2 separate regions of the Homo sapiens genome follow, and region 2 is linked to region 1. Evidence: read pairs that join two places in POLR2A ChIA-PET (ENCODE). Cell type or tissue: A673. All regions are shown on one strand. Region 1 overlaps KALRN (kalirin RhoGEF kinase). Region 2 overlaps SLC12A8 (solute carrier family 12 member 8).

Region 1 (2,500 bases):
CATTCGAGTCACTGTTCTACCTAAATGTAATATGTTGTTTTTTTCTCTTGTTTCTTTCAAGATTTTTTTTCATATATTTGTTTTCAGCAGTTTGATTACAATGTGTTCTGGGCATGGTTTTTGTTTGTTTTTTATTTAGGTCACCAAGCTTCTTTAAAAATTTGTGTCTTTTACCAAATTTGGGACATTTCCAGTTGTTATTTCTTCAAAAATTTTTTCTGCACCAATCACTTTTTTCTTTCCCTTAGGAGTTCTAATGACATGAATGTCAGACCTTTTGATATTTTTCCATAGGTCCCTGGGGTTACGTCTAATATTTGTAAAACATTTTTTCTCTCTATTCTTCATGTCAGATAATTTATATTTCTTCCTCTTCAATTTCACCAACTCCTCCATCAGCTTTGTTCTGCTATTGAATCCATGCTGTAAATTTAAAAATTTTAGATATTGTATTTTTTGTTATGCAATTTAAATTTAAAAATCATTTCTATTTCTCTGTCAATAACTTCTATCTTTCCATTCATTTCAAGAGTATTCACCTTTACCTTACAGAGGATGGTTGTAATTGCTACTTTAAAGTCTTTGTGTGATAGTTCCAATATTTGGATCATGTCAGAGCTGGCATCTGTTGATTGTTTTCTTCCCGAGAATTTTTTAAGTTTTTTCTGCTTTTTGTAATGTTGAACAAATTTAGATTGTATCCCAAACATTTCAAATGTTATGTTGTGAGACTGATTCTGTTAAAATCCTCTGGAGGAGTTTGATTTTTGGTTTATTTGTATGTTTTGGTCAGCAATCAACTTGGTTAGGTTCAGACTGCAAGTTCTGTCTCACCTTCTGTGGGAGGTGGTTCTATTGTCAGTTCAGTTTTCAGTGTTTACTATGCTTTTAGGTCTGCCCCTTGTGAGCACCACACAAAGATTAGTCTGAGACTAAACAGTCACTGAGCAGTGGTTTACATCATAGTCCAGTTCTCAGAGCCTTGCTATATTTCTTTGGATGTGCCTCATACAAGCACAGCTGGAAGGTGGCCCAGGATTTGAGTCATTTCATATAGAATTAGGAGATCTTCTTCTTTTGCTTTCTCCTGAGATTTCCCCTGCATTCTTTATCTCCCAAGTGCCCCTTTTTGAAGTTGTCTGGCCAGAAAGATGGGATTCCCTCAGAGGTTTAGCTTCCTGCATTGTCATGCAGTTTCACATGACTGCCCTCGGGGTGAAGCAGTGACAGTAAGGAGACACAAAAAAACAATTAAGCATGAATTATTCTGTTCTCTCCAGCTCAAAGGGTTCCCTTTTCTTTGTCCTTTGGCCAGAAATGTGGGGTTTTCTTGGAGTTTTTGCTGTTTGTGCATGCTACATAGTTCTTTGATTTGGCCCACACTTGTATCAAAGCTGGGGAGATAAAGGAGAAAAGAGGAAAGAAGAAAAAAGGTAGGAAGGAAGAAGGGAAGGAAGGAGGGAAGGAAGGAAGGAGGGAAGGAAGGAAGGAAGGAAGGAAGGAAGGAAGGAAGGAAGGAAGGAAGGAAACTGCTATTCTCCTTGTCATTAGCCATTCTTCAAGTTTTTACTTTACTTTCTTTCCTTTTATTTTTTTGAGACAGGCTCTTGCTCTGTTGCCCAGGCTGGAATGCAGTGGTGCGATCTCGACCTCCCAGGCTCAAGCAATCCTCCCACCTCAGCTTCCCAAGTAGCTGGGACTACAGGTGTGCACCACCATGCCTAGCTAGTTTTTTCTTTTATTTTTTGTAGAGATGAAGTCTCGCCATGTTGCCCAGGCTGGTCTTGGACTCCTGGGCTCAAGTGATCCTCCTGCCTCAGCCTCCCAAAGTGCTGGGATTACAGGCGTGAGCCACCACACCCAGCCCAAGTCTTTTGTCTTTCCACTCTCATCTCTATTATTTAATTTGATACCCAGGTATTGCTTTTTGTATCTTGTCCAGGGATTCTGGTTGTAATCAGTGGGAGATAAAGGCTACAGTGGGCTTACTCTATCTTGGGTGGCATTGGGAGTTGGCTCATTTTGAAAGTTCAGGAATAAAAACGTGTTTGGTGGCAGGGCACGGTGGCTCACACCTGTAATCCCAGCACTTTGGGAGGCTGAGGCAGGCGGATCACCTGAGGTCAAGAGTTTGAGATCAGCCTGGCCAACATGGAGAAACCCCATCTTTACTAAAAATACAAAAATTAGCCGGGCATGGTGGCAGGCACCTGTAATTCCAGCTGCTCGGGAGGCTGAGGCAGGAGAATCGCTTGAACCTGGGAGGTAGATGTTGCAGTGAGCCAAGACTGCATCACTGCACTCCAGCCTGGGAGACAGAGCGAGACTCTGTCTCAAAAAAAAAAAAGAAAAAGAAAAAAGATGTTTAGAAGCTCTGAGCTTGTGGGTGAAGCCTGTCACCTTTTACTTTACTACAGAGTGATTTGACAAGACTGCTCAGTTGGGAAAGCTCCACAATCAGTATCTTTAAGTCTTTCCTTTTGGGCTGGTTAGAGTTCCC
Region 2 (2,500 bases), 400 kb before region 1:
CATGGGCTTCCTGTTCCTTTTGGGCTTATACATCTCGTCCCTGGCTTCCTGCATGGGAGGACTTTATGGAGCTCCCCGCATCCTGCAGTGCATTGCCCAGGAGAAAGTGATCCCTGCACTTGCCTGTCTGGGACAAGGGGTGAGTAATCCTCTTTTTTTGGTTTGTTTTTTGAAACATGTTTTGCTGCTAACCTCACTGTTGGCCCATCAATTGGTTAAGCTTTTCTGATCAGAGCCTCTGGTCAATTTCTTTGGGGTGACACAGAAAATAATGCAGAGGTCATTTCTTTCAGCCCTGTCCTCTGGCTGGCTTAGGTTAGGGCTAAGTAGATGAAGCATCTTAAATGTCCCAGCCACCCAGCCCCTTAGCACTTTTAGGACTGGGTTAGCTAACCAGTCCTAGTACCATCTTGGACCCTGAGCAGCATGAAAATGCAGTGCCCCATCCTTTAATGAAAATGAATTCAGGATCCTCCAGGTTTAGCATAGAAGAAAGCGTGTTTTGGTCAGGAGGCGAGCTGGTCCTTGCAGCTCTAACTCTGCCCTTGAGTTTCAACCGCCCCTTGGGGGTTGCTGTTTGATGATTTCCTACACCTCTGGCGTCTACACTTCCTGTTAACCATCATGAACCAAACCTTAACTGATACATAAAGGGCAGCTCAGTTGAGACATGGCTGGAATGATTAAAATAGACATTCCTAAAGTCCAGGGGAGGACCAAAGAGACATAAACAGAGAATCCCATTTCCCACTAATATGGTTTGCAAGCTAGAGTTCATTTTTGTCTTGTTGGGGTACCCCAGAGGGCCTCCCCAGCCGCTTCCAATTTTCAGCCTCTCTCTGGTTTAGGGAACACATCGTTGCAACTTATCCTTGATTTCTTCCTTTATCTTCCTCCAAAAATGCAGTTTGGTTTTGGACATAGTCCGTTTGAGATCCTATTAGACGTTCACTGGAAATGTTGAGTAGGCAGTTGGATATGTAAACCTGGGTTTCAGGGGAATGTTTTAGGCTGGAGATTCAAATTTGGAAGTTGTCAGTATAATGCCGGTATTCAAAGCCGTGAGCCTAGTTGAGCTCACCAAGGGAGGGAGTACAGATAGAGATCTGAGGATGGAGCCTGGGGCTGCTTTAAATGTGGAGTTCAGAGACGTGAAAAGCCAGCCACAGAAACCAAGAAGGAGCAGCCAGTGAAGAGGGAGGCCAATCAGGAGAAGTAAGGTGAAGAAAGTGTTTCGAAGAGGACTGAGTAGCCAGCTGGGTTAAAGAAGACAGGGACTGAGAAGTGACTGTTGCTTTTGGCCCAAGAACTATGTCAGTGACTGTGATGAAGAGCTCCCAGGAGAGGCAGCTAGCACCTTTTTTCCACTCCTGTCCACCTGAAGGTCACCATACCCACCTCCATTAATAACAGGTGTGTGTAATGTGTGTGTGTGAGTATTTGCGGATACTCAGTGTCAGAATTAGTGTCAGAATTCCCCTCCTCCAGCCACCAGTGATTCTGCTGTGTCTTCCGCAATCTGCCTCTCCCTGGGAAGAATCAACTTTGCATTTCTTTGATTTTCTATGCTGGTATTAAAACCCAATGAAAGACAAAAGGAGGAAATATTTGGGAAGTCAAAGTTCTATAATAATGCCCCATGTTCATAGTTATTCCTATGGCTGGGCACAGTGGCTCATGCCTGTAATCCTAACACTCTGGTAGGCCAAGGTGGGCAGATTGCTTGAGGCCAGGAGTTTGTGACTGGCCTGGGCAACATAGCAAAACCACGTCTCTACAAGAAATACAAAAATTAGCCATGCATGGTGGTGTGCACCTGTAGTCCCAGCTATTCAGGATGCTGAGGTGGGAGGATGGCTTAAGCCCAAGAGGCGGAGGTTGCAATGAGCTGAGATCACATCACTGCAGTCCAGCCTGGGCAACAGAGCCAGACCCGGTCTCAAAAAAAGAAAAAAAAAAAAAAGTTGCTAATGCAACTAATATCTGTGGAGCTTACTGCATGTCAGTCTGTGTGAAGCATTTCGCATGCATGAACTAATCCCATGAGTAGGATATTATTATCTCAAGTTTATAGATGAATAATCACATGGGGAGAAGTGGCTGAGTCATTATGAGTTGTGTTTCTAGCCTGTAACTTCTGAAATCTCTGAAGCGTTCTATCTGAAATTTTATGGTCCTGCATGTTATTTTTGTTCCTGCAGAAGGGGCCAAACAAAACACCCGTGGCTGCCATCTGCCTGACCAGCTTGGTGACCATGGCCTTTGTTTTTGTGGGTCAAGTGAACGTTCTGGCCCCCATCGTCACCATCAACTTCATGCTGACATACGTTGCAGTGGACTACTCTTACTTCTCCCTGTCCATGTGTTCCTGCAGCCTGACCCCGGTGCCTGAGCCGGTGCTCAGGGAGGGCGCAGAAGGCCTCCACTGCTCTGAGCACCTGCTCTTAGAGAAAGCTCCCAGTTACGGCTCTGAGGGACCTGCCCAAAGAGTCTTGGAGGG

The links. ChIA-PET counts read pairs that join two places held together with the same protein. Peaks named below come from ENCODE experiments on the same cell type or tissue, not always from the same donor. Only the 100,000 strongest peaks of a DNase experiment are listed, where the experiment ranks them.
Region 2: POLR2A ChIA-PET joins it to region 1 with 23 read pairs; 2 of 35 experiments call an interaction of 5 or more read pairs at or near these places.

The regions. Positions count from the first base shown.
Region 1 is chr3:124,706,423-124,708,922 of GRCh38, reverse strand. The region is part of intron 57 of KALRN (kalirin RhoGEF kinase); the gene reads right to left. Among named protein-coding and RNA genes, the nearest start is that of UMPS, 23 kb to the left of the region's middle. In A673, no CTCF peak of the experiment used is centred here; a DNase peak (open chromatin) is centred at 1,142; H3K27ac peaks cover 2,500 bases.
Region 2 is chr3:125,107,828-125,110,327 of GRCh38, reverse strand. SLC12A8 (solute carrier family 12 member 8) reads left to right here. Exons shown (of 14, transcript NM_024628.6): 9 at 1-139; 10 at 2,202-2,500. Among named protein-coding and RNA genes, the nearest start is that of MIR5092, 42 kb to the left of the region's middle. RefSeq lists enhancers at 1,161-1,330, 1,351-1,430, 2,011-2,080, 2,091-2,140, 1,915-2,415 and 1 more. In A673, no CTCF peak of the experiment used is centred here; no DNase peak of the experiment used is centred here; H3K27ac peaks cover 401 bases.